Regions from separate parts of the Homo sapiens genome. Here region 1 is linked to region 2. Evidence: chromatin loops called from intact Hi-C (ENCODE). Cell type or tissue: CD4-positive, alpha-beta T cell. All regions are shown on one strand. Each heading gives the region's core, and the rest is flanking DNA. Links, peaks and the distances in the headings are about the cores only.

Region 1 (10,133 bases), core at 1,422-9,421, 2.0 Mb after region 2:
TTGCCTGCTCACGGCTCCACCCTGGGTTTAGAATTTAGGCCCTACCTGCTGAAGCTAGCTTGACCCGTGGGGCTTTCTGGAAGGCAGCAGTCCTTGGCCAGGCTCTGCAATCCATAGCCCCCTGGAGTTGTCACTGGGACCACTGCTGACCCACACACTCCAGGTGCCTTTCTCTGCCTTTAGTCCCCCATGTCCAGTGCTCAGGAATGTGCATGCAAGCATCACCCCCTCCCCCGTCAGACCCCAGCCCCTCACACCTTCTGCATCCACTGCTGGGAGCTGGCGCCACTGTCCTCTCAGCTCCCACACTCTTCCCCGCCTCCCTCTCTGCATTTTCTGTGACCCTGCAGTTAGACTTTTTTTTTTTTTTTTTTTTTTTTTTTTGAGACAGAGTCTTGTTCTGCTGCCTAGGCTGGAGTGCAGTGACATCTTGGCTCACGGCAACCTCTGCCTCCTGGGTTCAAGCCATTCTTCTGCCTCAGCCTCTCAAGTAACTGGGATTATAGGCACTCACTACCACGCCCGGCTAATTGTTGTATTTTCAGTAGAGATGGGGTTTCACTATGTTGTTCAGACTGGTCTCAAATTCCTGACCTCAGGTGATCTGCCTGCCTCGGCCTCCGAAAGTGCTGGGATCATAGGCATGAGCCACCGCGCTCGGCCTCTGCAGTTAGATCTTGAGGCTTCCTCACGCTCAGCTTCCATCACTTCGGCCAGGCCATGGAGGGGGCCGGTTCCTTTCCCAGGATGTGTCCGGATTGGCGGTCTCTCTCTCTCTGGAAACTTTTAGTCTTTCCTTTAATGCAGTGAAAATTTTGTTGGAGAAAATTCTCCTGTTGTTCCACTGTCTGAAAAGATATTTATTCATTTTGATCTTGTAAAAGTTGCCTGTCACTCTGAAAAATAATTTTTGTTGAGACGTGCATGTGGGTATGTACATGGATATTTGGACTTGGAAGGTGTTTCAGTGTCTCCTGGCTTCTGTTGATTCGTGGAGAAGTCAGTGATTTACTGTTGCTTTTTAAAAAGGTTTAATGGATTTTCTTTGGATGCTTTTAAGATTTTACCTTTGATTTTCGTTGGTTTACCAAGATGCTTAGTTTCTTAGTTTCCTTGACTCAGCCTGCATGGGGTTCTTAGACAGTCTTTTTTAGAGTCTTGCTTTCTTGCCCAGGCAGGAGTGCAGAGGTTCGCTCTCAGCTCACTGTAACATCCATCTCTCAGGTTCAAGTGAGTCTCGTGTCTCGGCCTCCCAGGTAGCTTGGAGTACAGGCCTATGCTACCATGCCCGGCTAACTTATTTTATTATTTTTTTTTTGAGATGGAGTTTTGCTCTTGTTGCCCAGGCTGGAGTGCAATGGCGCTTTCTCGGCTCACTGCAACCTCCACCTCCTGGGTTCAAGAGATTCTCCTGCTTTAGCCTCTTCAGTAGCTGGCATTGTAGGCGTGAGCCCCCACACCCAGCTATTTTTTGTATTTTTAGTAGAGAGGAGGTTTCACCATGTTGGTCAGGTTGGTCTCAAACTCCTGACCTCAGGTGATCCACCCGCCTCGGCGTCCTCAAGTGCTGGGATTAGGCGTGAGCCACCGCGCCCAGCCTCTGAGTGCTTTTTATCATGAAGGGTGTTGGATCTTGTCAAAGGCCTTTTCTGCATCAATTTAAGTGATCACGTGATTTTCCCCTTTCATTCAATTAATGCATATTACGCTGATGGATTTTCTTGTTATTTCCTATAGCGCTTGGCATGCTGGGATAACTCCCACTTCATCATGGTGTATAATCCTTTTAATATGCTGTCGGGTTCAGTTTGCTAGTACTTTATTGAAGGTTTTTGCATCTATATTCATGAGAGATACTGGTTGGTAATTTTCTTCTGATGTTTTTATCTGGCTTTTGTATCAGGGTAATGCTGGCTTCCTAATCTGTATGTATCCATTTGTGATTTTTTAACATCACAAATTTAGATACTCAGCTCAGTAATTTTCAGTGTGTTCTTTTCTCATAAAAGTATTTCAGGAGGCAAGCTTTCCTCCAAACACTGCTTTCATTGTATTTTTTTTTTTTTTTTTTTTGAGATGGAGTCTTGCTCTTATGCTCAGACTAGAATGCAGTGGCATGATTTCTGCTCACTGCAACCTCTCCTGAGTTCAAGTGATTCTCCCTCCTCAGCCTCCCAAATAGCTGGGATTACAGGTGTCCACCACCATGCCTGGCTAATTTTTGTATTTTTAGTAAGAACAGGGTTTCACCATGTTGGCCAGGCTGGTCTCAAACTCCTGACCTCAACTGATCCACCTACCTCGGCTTCCTAAAGTGCTGAGATTACAGGTGTGAGCCACCACACCTGGCCTTTTTTATTGCAATTTGATACACACTTTATAGTTCTAAGTCTTTTTCATTTCCTCCCCTGTACAGTGCCTCGGCATGACCCACTTTATCCTGAGGGCACCTGCAGGCCAGGGGCAGGCACCCATTGCCCCAAAGCCCTGGAGCTGGGTCGGAAGCAGAGCAGAACCCTGGTGCTCACTTCCTGTTTTTTCCTTGCACAGCCGAGTTCACAGCCTTCTGCCTTGGGCCACAGCTCTAGCCTCCCCACGTAACCACAGGTTCCGATCTTTGCTTCTTCTCCCAGGTCTTCCTGTCTCTTGATGTTTCCCTCTAAAGATCCATCATGGGCTGGGAATGGTGGCTTACGCCTGTAATCCTAGCACTTTTGGGGGCCGAGGAGGGCAGATCATGAGGTCAGGAAATTGAGACCATCCTGGCCAACATGGTGAAACCCCATTGCTATTAAAATACAAAAATTAGCCAGGTGTGGTAGTGGGTGTCTGTAGTCCCAGCTACTCAGGAGGCTGAGGCAGGAGAATCGCTTGAACCCAGGAGGCAGAGGTTGCAGTGAGGCGAGATCTTGCCACTGCACTCCAGCCTGGTGACAGAGTGAGACTCCATCTAAAAAAAATCTATCATGGCTGGTCCTGGGGGGCAGCCAACATTCCACACTAACCCGGCATCTTGGCAGGAATGGAATGGGCTCCCTCCTGCATTTTCTACTTCACTGGCTTTCCTAATACCTTTCTCTGCCCGTGCACTGTCAGCCGTTCTGATGATGCGTCTAATAGGTTGGAATTAAGGTTATAGATGGAATTTAATTATAAGGACATGAAGAGAAATTAACTTGGAGAATGGATGTGTGAAGAGGGGAAAAGCAAAATGAGAGAGAGCTTGGGCACAGGAGTGGGATCCAAAGTCGACTATTAAAAATAGTATCAAGCCGGCCGGGCGCAGGGGCTCACACCTGTAATCCCAGCACTTTGGGAGGCAGAGGCAGGCGGATCATCTGAGGTCAGGAGTTCGAGTCCAGCCTGGCCAACATGGTGAAACCCCCATCTCTACCAAAAATACAAAAATTAGCCAGGCGTGGTGGCACATGCCTGTAATCCCAGCTACGCAGGAGGCAGAGGCACAAGAATTGCTTGAACCCAGGAGGCAAGAGGTTGCAATGAGCCAAGATGGTGCCACTGCACTCTTGCCTGGGCAACAGAGTGAGACTGTCTCAAAAAAAAAAAAAAAAGCAGAGGCGGGTGGATTGTTTGAGGCCAGGAGTTTGAGACTAGCCTGGGCAACATAGTGAGACTCCTTTAAAAAAAAGAAAAAGTAGCTGGGTGCAGCGGGTGGCACCTGTAATGTGCTGCTCAGGAGGCTGGGGCATGAGGATCACTTGAGCCCAGGAGTTCGAGGCTGCAGTGAGCTATGATCACACCACTGCACTGCAGCATGGGTGACAGAGCAAGACCCTGTCACCCTGTCTTTCTCTGTGTGTGTGTGTGTGTATTTTTTTTTCTTTTTTTGAGATGGAGTCTTACTCTGTTGCCCAGGCTGGAGTGCAGTGGTGCAATCTCAGCTCACTGCAACCTCTTCCTCCCAGGTTCAAGCAATTCTCCTGCCTCAGCCTCCTGAGTTGCTGGGATTACAGGTGCATGCCACCATGCCCAGCTAATTTTTGTATTTTTAGTGGAGACATGTATTTCACCATGTTGGTCAAGCTGGTCTCGAACTCCTGACCTCAGGCGATCCACCCACCTCGGCCTCCCAAAGTGCTGGGATTACAGGTGTGAGCCACCGCGCTGGGTGTCTCTATATATAATTAGAGCCACCGCGCCCAGTCTCTCTCTATATAATTAAGAGCCAGGTTTCTTAAGGAAACTCCCAGCTCAGTGAGGGAGAACTGCTCTTAAACACAGAGGAAATTACATGTATTTTATTATGTCAACAACCATCTACATACAAATAAATGTGAGGCGTAAGTAATATAAAAATGGAATAGCAAGCACAAACCTGGCTAAGGGACTTTTTCACTTGCTGGTGAAATCTGCGTCTGTCCCCCGCTCCACCCACCGGCCTCCCAAGAGTCTGAAAACCACCCGGTATAAGGCTGCCACCTGGTGGCCAATATGAAAACTGCATATAGCTATGCCTTACTGTTCCTAACCCAGCGTTGTTTCAAAGAAATACAAAAGAAATACAAGGCGAGCCAAATGGATGATTTTAAATTTTCTGGTAGCCCTACTGAAAAAGTAAAAAGAGGCCGGGCACGGTGGCTCACGCCTGTAATCCCAGCACCTTTGGGAGGCTGAGGCGGGCGGATCGCTTGAGCCCAGGAGTTCGAGACCAGTCTGGGCAACATAGTGAGACCCTCTTCTCTACAAAAAAAAAATGCAAAAATTAGCTGGGTGTGGTGGTGAGACCCTGTCTCTTAAAAAAAAAAAAAAAAAAAAGAGGGACTGGCGCGGTGGCTCACGCCTGTAATCCCAGCACTTTAGGGGGCCGAGACAGGCGGATCACGAGGTCAGGAGATGAGACCATCCTGGCTAACACGATGAAACCACGATGAAACCCCGTCTCTACTAAAAATACAAAACAATTAGCCGGGTGTGGTGGCGGGCACCTGTAGTCCCAGCTACTCAGGAGGCGGAGGCAGGAGAATAGCATGAACCCGGGAGGCGGAGCTTACAGTGAGCTGAGATCTCGCCACTGCACTCCAGCCTGGGCGACAGAGCAAGACTCCGTCTCAAAAAAAAAAAAAAAAGAAAAAAGAATTTTAATAATATATTTTATTTAACCCAATATATCTACATATTTCAACATGTAATCAGTATTTTAAAATTATTAATGATATATTTTACACTCTTACACTCTTTCAAACCTAGTGTGTAATTTGCACTTCCATCACATCTCCACCTGGATGCTACATTTTCATGAGAAATACTCGATCTGCATTTACATCTTGTAAAACTTACAGTTGAAAAGGTAGACTCACACCCAAATTGTCCCAAATATGCTTAAAAGCTTCCAATTATGTGTTATATTGACAAGTACAGTTAAGCAAAAGGCTGAGTTTAATCAGGGGTCGCACTTGATTTAATCTCAGCTTAAAAACAGATTCCTCCTCGGGCGGGGGTTCCCCCACCCTTGGTCTGAGTTAGACCACGTTAAACAGTGCACGCGCCTCTCCCCGCCCATCGGGTGATCTGGCTTTCTACTAACAGAAACGTCTGGAGCAGTCGCAAGAGAATCCTGTCTCGGACCAGCCTGCATCTGTACCTAATCTAGTGGTTGCGTGATTAGCCACCCAGATTCCCTCCAGGACTGCAGGCCGACCTCCCCACGCGCTGCTGTGGACAGCAGACAGTCCGCAGCTGCCGTCCTCTTTGGGAGTTTCCTCAGCTGAAGAGCATCATCTTGACCTCGGGTCCTGCCTCCTTTCTGGGCAGCTGCATCCAGTGATTGGTCAGTAGGGTTTTTTAAAGGTCCAGTCTTTTCACCCAAACTTGGGACGATGTTGAGGCTCTATCTTCCTCTGCCCAACATTGCTCTTTCCCTACCCCTACGAGTCTTCGGTTCCAAAGGTATTGCTCCTGGGGTACCAGTAAACTTCTGTGTGGTCATCTTTATCTCAGAGTCTACTTCCTGTGGGGAGCTCCAGCTATGATCGTGTGTGCCGGGAGTGAGCTGCAAAATGCGGATGCTGAGGTGGGATTCTGGAGCTGGACTGCTGACTACCAGGCTGGCAGTGAGGACCTCTTCATGGTTGGTAGAGGAAGCGTAGATAGGTCGGGCACACGGTAGCAATGAGGTTGTGAAAGCTTCCACTGCTGATGAAATGCAATGGTATTCTGGGGAACACTATCCACTAGTGGGTGCCCTGTGTCAGGAGTTTGAGGTATGAGGGGAGAGAATACCTATAGAACGTAGGGCCAGGAGCAGCGGCTCGCGCCTGCAATCCCAGCACTTTGGGAGGCTGAGGTAAGAGAATTGCTGGAGCCTAAGAGTTCAAGACCAGCTTGGGCAACATAGCAAGACCCACGTCCCCATAAAAAATAAAAATTAGCCAGGTGTGGTGGTGTAGTCCCTGCTACTTGGGAGGCTGAGGCAGAAGGATCTCTTGAGCCTGGGAGGTCGAGGTTGCAGTGAGCTGTGATGATGCCGCTGCACTTCAGCCTGGGTGACAGAGCAAGACCCTGTCTCACAAACCCAAAAACCACAGTTAAACTAGGTGGTTGCTGCTAAACACAAAGACTTTGGGAAATGACAAAAGCTGAGAATGATTAACAGGCAATTAACAGCTAAGGGTGAAAGCCACCTTAGGAACACATAAAGAGGTTTTTATCTCTTGCAGCTGCAAGGTAGAGAAAGCTGAGGACTAGACCCAGGATTTAGTTGTAAGATCAGCCAAGCTCCCAAGAAGGTTAAATGCTCCACCTAGACAGGCTGCTGTGCCAGATGCAGGGCTCTGATGCATGAGATGCAGACATCTGGGTTGATGTACTCCCAAAACCTCAAATCCCCCGAGCCCGTAAGCCCGGAGTGCACAGAAGTGGCCCCACTCTTCCCACCGGGGCGAGAGTACCTTCCTCACAGGAGACGGAGGCTTCCCTCCTGCAGGACATTAACCCCAGCATCTCTCTCCTTTCCAGTCCTGGCCATGATGGCACCAGGCCTGGTAAGAGAGGAAAAGGACCTTGTACCAAGGGAGCTGCAGAATGGAGCCAAAAAGCGCTTGCAGGGACGGGGCACACGTGATGAGAACTGGGTGCTGAGAGAGCTGAACCAAGGGGAAAGCCCATGAAGCTGGAGAAAGGTGGGGGTATCAGTTCGGGAGGACTCTCCTAGGATACAGGACTTAATGCCTTGCTCAGGACCCTAGGGAATGGGCCACCGTGCTGCCGGATGGCTCCTAGAAGCAGGCAGAAGGCAGAGCACACTAAGCAAAGGAGAGGTGCTGGCGCTGCTATAAGATGGTGGAAAGAGGCGTTAAAAGGCTCAGAGGTGGGCAGTTGTGTGGACAAGCCCTGTGAGGCAGAACGCCCATGGGAAGGCCCGGAAGATTCATTCGTCTACGAAAGCAGGAATGTGACCATGCTGGTGAGAGGGCAGGCACAGCTAAGCTCATGGGGTGCTCCCCTCTAGAAGTCAGGGAGAAGGTGGGAGATGCTGCTATGGAACAGGCTGCTGGGCAGTGAGGGTGCTGGGAGCCTGAGATCATAAGACCAGGCAATGCCGACAGCTGGGGGCCTGCCCTGTGGCCCTATGGAGATGCCTAAGAGTTGGTCACACGGGCAAAACCAATGGCATTGCTCAAACTGTGCAAGCAGAGTCATGATGGGTGACGGGGGCTGGGTGGCCTCCATGAAACCATCTGGCTTTCTGTGGCACCGGAAGTTTGTCTCGGGCTGCTTTTCCCTTGACCTGAGGCTGGTGCTGCCCCTGTGTGCTCCCACAGGGCACCTGAGCTTCCTCTGTTGGAAACTAATTACTCCCAGTTGGACTCATCTGTTCACCCGACAGTCTTCAAGCTCGATGGTGGGCTTCGAGGCAGGAGCTGTTTCTCAGTGTCTCGTGAAGCAATAAGCTTAATCGCCCACAGGGCTTCTCCGAGTGCGAGCACCTGGGGAACCTTGTTAGCAATGCAGATTCCCAGGCTCCACGCCAGCGTACAGATTCAGAAATGGCATGGACAGGGCCCGGCCTTTAGTGTATTATACCTTCCAGGTGATTCTGATGCATGCTCAAGTGTAAGAATCTGATACACAGGAGTTCAGCAGCTGCTGGGAGAATGAGTCCCCGGGGTAGAGGGATGGGAAGGATATATTAAAAAAGAGAGGAGGTTAAGAGAAACGTCACCTCATTTTTGACCAGTAGTGGGGAAGTATTAGCTCAGGGAAGGCAGCACAGCTGTGAAGCTGTGTCACATCTGAAGACTGCTCCCTGGTAGGAGTCGGAATGCTGCCATGGAACATGCCAGAAGGTAGGAAATACAGTATCCGTTAAAGACCTTAGGTTTTAGGATCTGCAACTCTGGGTCCAAATCCTTTCTCTGCCATGGACCTGTCCCCATTCTATCCATTCCTGCTTCGCAGCCCCACCGAGGTCTGGGCTGTCTTTACCTTGGGCAAATCTTTCATTTTTTTTTCCAGAGACAGCGTCTTGCTCTGTTACCCAGGCTGGAGTACAGTGGTGCTATCATAGCTCACTGCAGCCTCAAACTCCTGGGCTCAAGCAATCCTCCCATCTCAGCCTCCTGAGTAGTTGGAACTCCGTGCACACACCACCATGCCTAGCTAGTTTTTCTGTTAAACTTTTTCTGAAGAGATGGGGTCTGGCGATGTTGCCCAGGCTGGACTAGAACTCCTGGCCCCAAGTAATCCTGGTGCCCCAGCCTCCAAAATTGCTGGGATTATAGGTATGACCCACTGTGCCCAGTCCACCTGTGTCTTTATATTTAAAATGACTCTTGTACTACATATAATTTGGCTTTGCCTTTGAATCTTTATCCCTTTGACAATTTCTGCGTTTTATTATGGTTGTTTTAGGTCTACCATTTTACTCTTCACTTTGTTCTCCCACTCCCTCCCCTATTTTGGCTCCTCTTCTTTCTTGCCCTCTTTTGTGTTAAAAATACTTTTTTTTGAGAGAAGTCTTGCTCTGTCACCCAGGCTGGAGTGTAGTGGCATGATCTTGGCTCACTGCAACCTCCGCCTCCTAGGTTCAAGCAATTCTCCTGCCTCAGCCTTCTGAGTAGCTGAAATGACAGGCACCCACCACCACTCCCAGCTAATTTTTGTATTTTTAGTAGAGATGGGGTTTCATGTTGGCCAGGCTGGTCTTGAACTCCTGACCTCAAGTGATCTGCCTGCCTGTCTCGGCCTCCCGAAGTGCTGGGATTGCAGGTGTGAGCCACTGCACTGGGCCTAAAAATGTTTGATTTCAGTTTTAATTTATCTACTAGTGTTTTGGATATACTGTTCCTTTTTTTCTTCAGTGGTTGCTCTAATACAGCCTTAACTTCTCGTATTCTTAGTATTGTAGCACATCACGCACCTTGAAAATTCTTTAACCTCTCTGAACTTCAGTTACTTCATTTATAAGACGAGAATGGTGACTTTCTCTCATGGGTTATCTGACTGCCGAATGAGAGAACTCAAGCCGCGTACACGGCCAAGGGCAGAAAAGCAATGCCTGTTGACTGTCATGGCTGATCCTAGTCCCGTCACTACTGTCAGAATGTGGTTCCAGTCATCAGCACTGGGCCTCCTGAGACCACACGGAGCCACCACTGAGCATCCCCAGCGGCTGACCCACTGCAGGGGGTCATTTGTCTACCTGCTGTGATCACCCATTCTGCTAAATGGCTGCCCCTCAGAGACACTGGTGTCTCACCAGGGCACCCCTCAGCTGCCCTTTCCTTGCCCAGGCCTGGCCATCCTGTGCCCCTTCTGCAGGCTGCTCCTGGGCCGGTAGACCCAAACCACCTGACGCAGCCAGGCCCCACACGCCATGGCCTGCTCCCAGTCACAGAAAAAGTCTGGCTTGATTTTTACCACTGCAGTCCTCCCTGTGCCCTTCAGATGCCTGGACTCTGCCTGTCCAAACCTCCATCTGCTGCCCATTCTTCTCACTCGCAGTGATGGCTTTAGCAATCTGCAGGGACACAGGCCTCCAGGGACACTGTCTTCTCACACTCAGCATCAGCCCCACAGAGTGGAAGTGCCAGCCCTCCCGGGGGCGGCCTGTGCAACCACTCCAAGTGGGTTTTGGGGAATGTGATTCTGGGCCTTTCTTTTCTTTGTGTGTG
Region 2 (10,133 bases), core at 1,305-9,304:
AAAAATAATAATAATAAAGAAGACAGGAGGAAATTTTGGGAGGTGATGGATATATTTGTGCCTTGGTAGTGGTGAGAGTTTTATGGGTATATACTTATCCCCAAACTCATCAAGTTGTATACTTAAAAATGAACAGCTTTTTATATGTTAAAACATATTTGAAAATGAGTATACATTAACTTTAAATAACATAACAATAATTAAATCCTACATTAAACAATGCTGGTTTTCAATAATGTTTGAATAATGTTACTTGTCTATGACATTAATTCCTACTCTAACCCTTTGCCATCATCATGGATAATTCAGAATTGACTAACTCACTTAAATGTTTTCTTTCATTGGATACTTAAAGGATAGTAAGAATAATAACACCACTGCCACCACCACCACCATCAATCCATCGAACCAATATTGTGTAATATAGAGAGAATGTCTGATATATATACATTATGTTATATATTATGTATATATTACATATATACATTATCTTATATAATATGTACATATATTACATATAGATACATTATCTTGTTTCATCTCCAGAACAACCCTTTGGAATGGATATAGCCAACCCATTTTAGAGTTGAAGTACACAGATGTTTAGAAAGTTTAAATTATTTAGCCAAGTCAAACTTGAATTCGCATGTGAGATTTCATGCCACCCAATCCCACGCCTTATCTACTATTCCTCCCCACTTTAGCTCTCCCTTACAGTGTTCCTATTAAAATGCAAAAACATGAGCAATTTCCAGGCCACAATTATCTCAGTATTCTTTTGGATAAATCTCATCTGGCCACCAAAAACTTAGACGGTGTAAATTGCAGCATTCATCATGCTAGGTGTTGTATGACACCTAGCATGTGTATGACACCCTCACATGACGGGTGAGTAACTTTGTCTTCACAGGTCTCCAGATCTGTTTCCCTGTGGAAGTAATGAAGCCCGTCAGTATCATCACTCTTCAAAGAATTAGGAAAGAAGAAGGAGCACAAAACCATTTCCAAGTTACCTGCTGCCAGCAAAATAAGATTTGAATAGGTTTTCTAATGTTTCAAACTACTTCCTTTCAGACGGCTAAGAAATTCATAAAACCAGCCATGAGAGTTATATTGCCTGCAAGTGTAAACAGTTTTGATAGAGGAGTAACTGCCTACTCAGAAAGCCTTTTGAGAAGAGACTGATACGACTTTATACATCTCAGAGAGAGGGAAGAGGGCCTTTTTGATCATTCTCATGCAAATTTCCAATAGCTGACAGAAAGCTGCTTTAGGTTGTCCCATATTTTCTTTTTAAAATGCATATGGAACGCGTAGCTTAGAAGTAATGCTTTCCTTTTGAAGATTTTTTTTTCTTAAATTTGAAACAATTATGGGTGTTAGACTTTTCCTCTTTAAATAGATATTTTCCTTATAACTTTCCCCCTGGAAAATTCCTTTATCATTAAGACAACAAACCAATGCAATTGACTTCTGGATTTGTTTATCGGAATGGGTCAAAGTCACTTCTTCCTTCACTCCATCTTGTATGTAATCAGAAAAAAGAAGCCCATAGCATCAGCACTATCTGCCTCATTTCTCCTTCTTTGGATTTCAATAGAGACACACTTAATGGTCTCCTGAGTCAGCTGAAGGAGGTAGAAAGTTGCTGTTTAGAATCTTCTTTTTAAAAAATATTTTAACATATATATATGATATCACATATATCTTATTTCGATAGCTTTTGGCCCCCAAATGGTTTTTGGTTAAGTGGATGAATTATACAGTGGCGAGTTCTGAGATTTTAGTGCACCCATCATCCGAGTAGTGCTTGTTCTATCTACTATGTAGTTTTTTATCCTACATCCCTCTCCCACCTTCTTCCGAGTCTCCAAAGTCCATTAAATCACTCTGCATGCCTTTGCATCTTCATAGCTTAGCTCCCACTTATAAGTGAGAACATATGGTATTTGATTTTCCATTCCTGAGTTTCTTCACTTAGAATAATGGCCTCCAGCTCCATTCGAGTTGCTGGAAAAGACATTATTTCATTCCTTTTTAGGGCTGAGTAGTATTCTATGATGTATATATGCCATATTTTCTTTATCCACTCATGGGCCAATGGGCACTTAGGTTGGTTCCACATCTTTGCAGCTGTGGATTGTGCTACAATAAACATATGAGTGCATGTGTCTTTTTTTTATATGGCTTCTTTTCCTTTGGGTAGTGGGATTTCTGGATTGGATGGTAGACCTACTTTTAGTTATTTAAGTAATCTCCATACTGTTTTCCATAGACGTTGGACTAATTTACGTTCCCACCATAGACATTTCTCAAGAAGACATACAAATGGCCAAAAATCATATAAAAAATGCTCAATATCACTAATCATCAGGGAAATGCAAATTAAAACCACAATGAGATTCCATCTTACTCCTACAAAAACGGGCATTATTAAAGAGAGTCCTCTTTGGTCGGGTGTGGTGGCTCACGCCTGTAATCCCAGCACTTTGGGAGGCCAAGTCGGTGGATCAGGAGGTCAAGAGTTCGAGACCAGCCTGGCCAACATGGTGAAACCCCGTCTCTACTAAAAATATGAAAATTACCTGGGCGTGGTGGTGGACTCCTGTAATCGCAGCTACTCGGGAGGCTGAGGAAGGAGAATTGCTTGAAACCAGCAGGCAGAGTTTGCAGTGAGCTGAGATCGCTGGCCACTGCACTCCAGCCTGGGCGTAAGAGCAAAACTCCGTCTCAAAGACAAACAAACAAAAATTCTTCTTTTGTTTAATTATCTGTGACCTATTTCTCCAAGCACAGTCCCTTCTGTGTAGCCTCTGATTCTCTGACCACTCTGATGGGTCATTGTCAGGTGAAGTGGGATCTCTTACTGGTAGTATTACTCCAGCTCTCTCCTCAGTTTTCTGAAATAATGGTATGATTCTGTACCCTACAAGTGGTATTCCCCAGTCAGATAGGGAGCAGGAGTGCCTTTGCTCAAGCCCTTCCTCCGGGATGGGGTACTCCTCTCCTTCCAAATAAATATTACAAGTACAGCTTCAATGCTGCCTCCTCTACTGACAGAACTCGTTCTCTCCAGCAGGCATCTCAGAATTTTTCTGAACATTTGACAGACGTAATCATCAGGCCCAAAGAGGAGACTGGGACTTCACTGTTCTCTAATTATTTTTGGGTAACTTATATTTCATTGATTTTATTTTCTTATTATTAGAATACATATTTATTGGGGTCCTGTGGGAGATGATTGAAGATTTAGAGCCCACAGTCCCTGCCCTTAACAAACTTCCAGTTTTCTGGAGGATGCAGACAGGTCAACGTTTGCAGCTCAAAAGGATAAGTCTACTTAAATTCAAGTTGTTCCAAATGGAAACTCATCTCCTTTTCCCAAACTTGTTTCTTCTCTTAATGTTACCAGAAGTTAGTCCCACAGTGACTTATGTCCCTCACCTTGGGGTCACCCTTGTCTCTGCCTTCTCCCACATACCTAGGTCCAATTATTAATGATCAACTCAGTACTCTCAGAACTTGGATGAGTTCTTAGAGTAAACCACACTGTCTCTTCTGCCTGAGTATTCTCCATTAGTTTGGCAAAACTGGAAGAAAAGCATCTATGAAAACTAAGGTGAAACACATGGAAAGGTTGCTTGGAACCCACATGAGCTATAGATTTTATTAGTATTATTATTATTTTAAATTGCAGAAAACCCAACTTGAACTGCCTTAAACAATGAAAACACTTCATTGGTGAGTTGAAAAGAAGGTGAGGGCAATCTTCAGGTGAGGGTTGATCCAGGGCTCCAATGATGTGGCCAAGATTCAGTTTCTTTCTTCATTCCTTCCTCTTCTTCCTTGATGTATACTCCATTTTCTAGCAGTTTCTCCCTCCAGGTCTCAAGAGGGCTCTAGCTGCTTCTGTGGCTACATATGTCTTGCTTTAAGTCCAGAAGGGATGGGAGAGAATCTATTTCTCAGAAGTCTCAGTGGAAATCTCATTGACTCTGGTTAGATATGTGTCCATGCCAGAACCAATCACTATGGCCAGGAAATGATTCATTTAGAATGGGCCAAGGCAATGAAGGTTCACCCTGGGCTTGAAAGTGAGGCCAAGATCACTCAAGTCATCATAAGGAGTAATTGTCCAAAGGAAGTTCAGGTTGTTGCAGCTGCTGGGAATCTGAATGCCCAGGAAGCAGGAAATAAATTTCTCTCATAGGCCCTGATCAAAGAATGCCAGGAACAGCATGATACAGTTTTAGACTGAAGGATGGTGGCAGGAAGCCAGTGGAATCTTTGGGTAGAAGTATGGCAAACTTGAAAATTGCTAAGAGAGTAGATTTTAAGTGTTTGTATTGCAAAAAAAAAAAAAAAAAGAAATGTTAAGTATGTGAAGGTAATGCATATTTAATTAGCTTGATTTAGCCATTTCACAATATCTATACATATATCAAAACAGCATGTTGGACACCATCAATATATATAATTTTTATTTGTCAATTAAAAAGAAGAATGAAAAAGATTATTCTCTCCTGATTTTTGGATGGAATAACGATGAAAGGAAAGAGATTTTAGAAGCAGGTGGGATGCTAATGAGAATATGTCAGTCCTTCGAATAAAAGCTTGGGAGGACTTAAGCCATTTCTGTGGCACGGAGAATAGAAAATTGCGATTTAAATAAACCCCATCAAATAGATTACTGTCCATTATCAGTGCGATAAAACCTTTTGAGAATTTGTCAAGGAGTATCTACATATTTGAAATAAACAACTTGCTCATTGATAATCTGCATTTTACTTATGGACTTTAGGATAAATGAAGCCATGATTCATACAGTCTCTACAAGGAAATTGAAAAGGAAAACCTTCCCCAAGAGGAAGATGATGTCAGAAACATGATACTCAACTACCTTATCGCTGAGTTGTCCTAGGGAATAGCAACTTCGTTGTCTAGATGTTATAATTTCTCCTCGATTTACTTTAATTAATGAGGCAAGTATAGACATGCTTGTCCAAATAAAGATTTAAAATTGGAGGGACTCAGAACACCAGAGTATTAGAGCTAACAGGGACCCGCCAGTGTGATTTATCTTATAGATGAGAAAACAGGTTGGGGAAGGAAAAGAGACTTAGCTGGCAGCCACCCAGAGAATCAGTGGCTCAGCTAGTGCTATTCTAACAACTTATCCTAGCTTTGTGCCTCCCTGAGGACTAGGACCTTTGCTTTTATTCCAATTTCAGAGGCAATTTTAGGGGAACTCCCTGAAAAGTGTAAACTGAAAAAGATGCCTGGGAGCCTGGGAGTTTCCTATGTAGTGCTCTAGGTGGGAAACCTTTGCTCACATAAAGATGACTGTCTTTATCAAAGGTGGCCACTAGATGGCAGAAAAAACCCATGTACCTGATATGGAAGCATATGTTCCAAAGATTTTGAGACTTGAGTATTTCTGAGACCAGCTCATCTGCCTGGTGAATATAGAAAATTAGGGATCATTGTGATATCAGTCCACCCCCATGTAAATCCCCCAAATCTGTACCTCTCTCCAGAGTCCTGTGGTTAATCTCATCCTTCTCGTCATTAAAACCCATAAAGGAAACAATTTACTTTGAAAACTATTTTATAAAAAGCTTGAATGACTATTAAGTAGCATTTTATGGTTTCTACTAGGATTTTCTGCATAACAATAGAAATTATTTGACAACTCAAAGTGTGAATGAATCTCTGGTGGCCAGAGTGGTGTATGAAATAATTTTGGATAAGGGAGAATTCATCTGCCTCTGAAATCAAGTCAATGGGGAAAGCCAGGTACTTCCAGTAATAAAAAGAGCTGATATTTACTCAGCACTTTACCATGTGCCAGGCACTGTGCTAAGCACTTTATAGAATAAATTTATTTAATCATCACAATAATTATATGATGCAATGCTCAGTAAATCTGTTTTACAGAAAAGTACACAGATCTCCACAGAGTTCACGTAACTTGCTCAAGGTCATATGGTTAGAAAAATGCTCGTGGCTATTTTCTTTTTATTTATTTATACTACATGGAATTAAAAATATGGTGCTTTGTGTTAGTATAATAAGGGTTTTATGAATTCAGATGAAAAGTAATTGCTCTCTTGACCCTGTGACACGTGTGCTAAAAACCTTCTCATTATTAGACCATTAGAAAGAGTAGATATGGTAAAAAATTTTAGCTGTGTTACAGTAACTGTGACCATAAATTAATGCTTAAGGAAACACTGTGACGATAGCTAGGACGATGTCAGCAGAATATTCTAAACCAGCACTATCCTGCTAGCTCCAGATCACGTGACCCTCTGTAGTGCCATGGGGTGGCTAAACCCATGTCCTAGGGGCTTCAAGGGATCCAAGGCTATCCTCCACCCCCTCCACAGGCAAAACATCACCCACATTCTTCCAATCTGATGTCTTTTTCTGCTGGCATAACTTGATGTTCAAGAGCTTCCTGCAGCAGCTCAGCATCCCTGGGGAGGAATGAGCTTTGTCAGTGCTGGGATGTCTGTGTCAGGGTCCTGTGCCCAGAGAACAGCCTCCCCACTCACTGGCCCATCTCCTAAAACCCACTATGGTGGTCAGGATTCTTGGTTGAAAGTAGGAGAAACCAATCCCAGTCATCTCGTTGAAAAAGTGGCTATGAAATCAGTTAAAGTTAAGTCATGGCGGGCATGATGGAAAATGGCTGAACTCCAGGAAAAATGGAAGCAGAAACTGGAAAGAAAGATTCTGAAAACTCTTTTTCTCTGACACCCAACCCCTGCCTATACTTCTCTCCATGCATCATTATTCTTGTTTCTTTGCCCACAACTTTTCCTGCTTCTTAGTAAAATTCCTGGCCATCCACAGCTCTAAAAATTCCCAGCCATCCACAGCTCTAAAAATTCCCATTAGGTATTCTGCCACACAAGAAAATCTGACTTGGCCCCCATTCCAGGTTCCTCAGGAAAATATATTGCTAGGCTTAGTTCTGGGGCAATGTTATGCAAAGACCTTAATTTTTCTTTATCTCAGGCCATGCATGATTTAGAAGTTTTTTGTTTTGTTTTTCTGTTGTAATGGGGCTGTTCTTGCTTTCTTTAGATAAGGCTGTATCAGCTCTTTATAACCTGCTAATTTCAAGGGACTTAATACGTTGGCTGTAATTCACATTTTCAAAATTGGGAAAAGCTGTGTCTTTTGAGATAGAAGTGTTCTTTTTCTTTTAATTCCTGTTTTGCTTTATTTTTTTTCCTCCCCAAATATTGGCATACTATTTTTTCAGGTGTCACATAGCTCTTTGACAACAGAGATTACTCAGTTTTTTTTAAATGAACATTATCTCCAGCTTCTCAGCTGCGAGAAGTTTTTTAGTTTTGCAATTTTTAGGGGTGCTGAGAGCCTCCTACCCGATGTGCCCTCAGTCTGAATCACTGATGCTCTCCTGGGTACTAGGGATTCTTGATTCTGTACTGCAGGGGGCGCTAGCACTCCTCCTTTCTCTAAGCCTGTGAGCAGGTAAATCTGCTGGTGAAACTGACAAGTGGTCACCATATATATTTGGCCTCAGCTACGTGTTTTTACTGCCCTTTCTTCCTTGTATGCCCACCCAAGCATGATGGGAGGTTGACCTGTGACACTTGTCTGGTGTCCTGGTAATTGATAAACGGAACCCAGAAGCAGGTATCAGAGACCAAACGACTAGGGTCAAACCCTAGACCCCTAGAGAAGTCTCCAAGTTCTCTGTGCTGCCTCAATCATCATCCAATTCTTATTTCCTGCCAAGCCTATATGAACAGAAGATTAGAAAGAAGGATCAGGGTGTGATGTGGCTCTTCCCACTGTGAAAAGCCCATACTTCAACCTTTTAGAGATTTTCCAGGACCATCTTTTATGATGGATGAGTGCTTCAGAAGGACAGATAGGCAATCTCTTTTGCTGGCTGGATGTGTCTGCTTATATAGGAAGCTTGAAGAGTGGGAAAGAGAATTTGACATAGGCAGGAGGAAGGAAGGAAGACAGAGTGCTGTGGCAACCTGGTAATTTTGGAGGGACAAGGTCGTGAGTGTCTCATGAATCAAAAAGAGTCTACTGAACAATTAGGTGGTCTTGAGTATTTTGCTGGTTTTGTCTTATAAATATCATTAATTATTATAAACTCCCTTTCCCATACCATAAACAAAAATCAATTCCAGATGGGTTGTAAATGGATTTTCCAGATGGGTTTCTCACTGTGAGAGAGAAAACAATCGCGATGCTAGACAGGATTTAGGAGAATATGTTCATAACTTTGTGGCTGGCAATAATTTCTTCAATGGGCCACACCCACATACAGTATGCGTTCAATGCTATACAGTGCAAGGTGTTTTACATAGTTTAATTTTCTACTTACACAGTCCTGTGAGGTAAGAACAACTCCTTACTTCTGAGTCTTGGAAAATTAAAATTCCATATTTGACATTTTTAGGGAAACTGAGAAGCCTAATGGGAGCCCTCTTCTAAGCTCCTGTCTCAACTCACAGTTGGCTGCAACAATATTTGTAGTTAAAATCAAGACTCTTTTCCAACAGAAGTAATAGATATACTCAGACTAAGAGGAAAAAATATAATATTCATTAAGCTCATATTATGTCAGGGATTGAGCTAGCTTATTTACAGACACTACCTGGCTCAATCTTTATAGCAATCCATGAGGGAAATATAATTATGCCTATTTTTATAACTGATGGAACTGATAGACAGGTTAAACCTCCTACCCAAGGTCACAAAGCCAGCTACCAGAGGAGCCAAAACTGAGATCCAGATAGTCATCTTCATTTATTCCCCATGAAACCAAAATGATGGAGATTATTTGGCTTACACCTTTTTCAGAGCACGTTATCTGCCATTGGTCTCCACTACAAGACAACCTCAGTTTTCTTTCCATTGAACTGCAGACCTTCCATGTTCTTCCCTTCCAACAGCCATCCAAAAAGGTTATTTTTCGATTATACTGAGAGATGACTGGGGCTAGACTTATTTAACTTTTGGAATTTTCTGCTGAGTGATTTTAAATGGTACGTCTGGCTACATGACTATAGGTATTCTGTGCTTGATATTCCAGAGTAGTGATCAGTGCTTCTTTTAGAAACAGATTTGAATTTTCAATTTTATCATAGAATTGGGACAAATAAGATATAGTACCATGGGGCATAAGTATAATACACATTTTGCTGTTTCAGGAAATATTTTTCTTTATTGTCCCTCTCCCCCAGAAAAGGTTCAGAGGCAGAGAAAATGCAACTGATGAAGATCATTTATTCTATTATTTGATTCAAGCCTTTGTATTTTTTTACCTTTCCTTATTCCCCTCCAAGATTATACAACACACACTTTTCTCTAAAATTTGTCATTCTGCCTCTCCCCTTCCCTCCTTCCCTCCCTTTCTCCCTTCTGCCTCTCTCTCTCTCTCTCTCTCTGTAAGCACCAAAGACTCAAGCCAAGAAGTACTTGGTAGACTGCACTCAAGCAGGAGCCCCTTCTTTGTCTTTCCCTGTTCCACTCCTTAGAGATGATTAGAAATATGTGTGAAACCTAATAAGTCAATCTGTAGCTACATTGGAGGACCAGAAAATTGTATGCGATCCCTAAAAGTCTGAAATCAGAAAGGATCATATTGAAGTGGTGATAGCAAAGCAAAATGCGTTCAGGAATATTAACGGGAGCTCAACTACAAAATACGGGTATCATCCACACTCTAAACCTAGAAATTAGGGAAGCTGGAGCCATCTGATGGGGGGAATTTTAGGGACTACATACACAGGAGCAATCAGAGTAGATGGTCCTTGTGCATCCCTCCCCTCCTCCCCTCCATTGTGTCTGTGTTTAAGTCAGAACAATACTGGAGGTAGAGACAGTTCAATGGCCCAGGTGGCCAACAATACCTTGGAGAATCAGAAACGGCCATGCTGAGAGGAAAAGTCACCTGAAACAGCCTCTACCTAATAGCCTGCTCCATTGTCACTGGAAACTGTGCAGGGCATACGTCCGTAAGTTACTTCTACGCTTTGCTTCCTTCAGGTGTCTACAGAAGCTGGGGCAGGAAGAGGAAAGTCGAAGGAGCTATCCTTGAAAGATGAGTTCACTATTAAGAATCACTAGAATAC

Evidence for each region. Peaks named below come from ENCODE experiments on the same cell type or tissue, not always from the same donor. Only the 100,000 strongest peaks of a DNase experiment are listed, where the experiment ranks them.
Region 1: a loop joins it to region 2, with 28 times the contacts of the local background. A loop is called at or near these places in 4 of 110 quality-filtered maps.

Annotation. Positions count from the first base shown.
Region 1 is chr16:75,193,815-75,203,947 of GRCh38, reverse strand. No RefSeq gene overlaps it. Among named protein-coding and RNA genes, the nearest start is that of CTRB2, 8.3 kb to the left of the region's middle. RefSeq lists enhancers at 2,372-2,451, 4,303-4,597, 5,636-6,136. In CD4-positive, alpha-beta T cell, for the core only: CTCF peaks have their summits at 4,241 and 4,441 (motif pointing left); DNase peaks (open chromatin) are centred at 2,527 and 4,407; H3K27ac peaks cover 458 bases; H3K27me3 peaks cover 407 bases.
Region 2 is chr16:77,167,176-77,177,308 of GRCh38, reverse strand. No RefSeq gene overlaps it. Among named protein-coding and RNA genes, the nearest start is that of MON1B, 19 kb to the left of the region's middle. In CD4-positive, alpha-beta T cell, for the core only: CTCF peaks have their summits at 5,161, 5,366 (motif pointing right) and 7,429 (motif pointing right); DNase peaks (open chromatin) are centred at 5,378 and 7,468; H3K27me3 peaks cover 549 bases.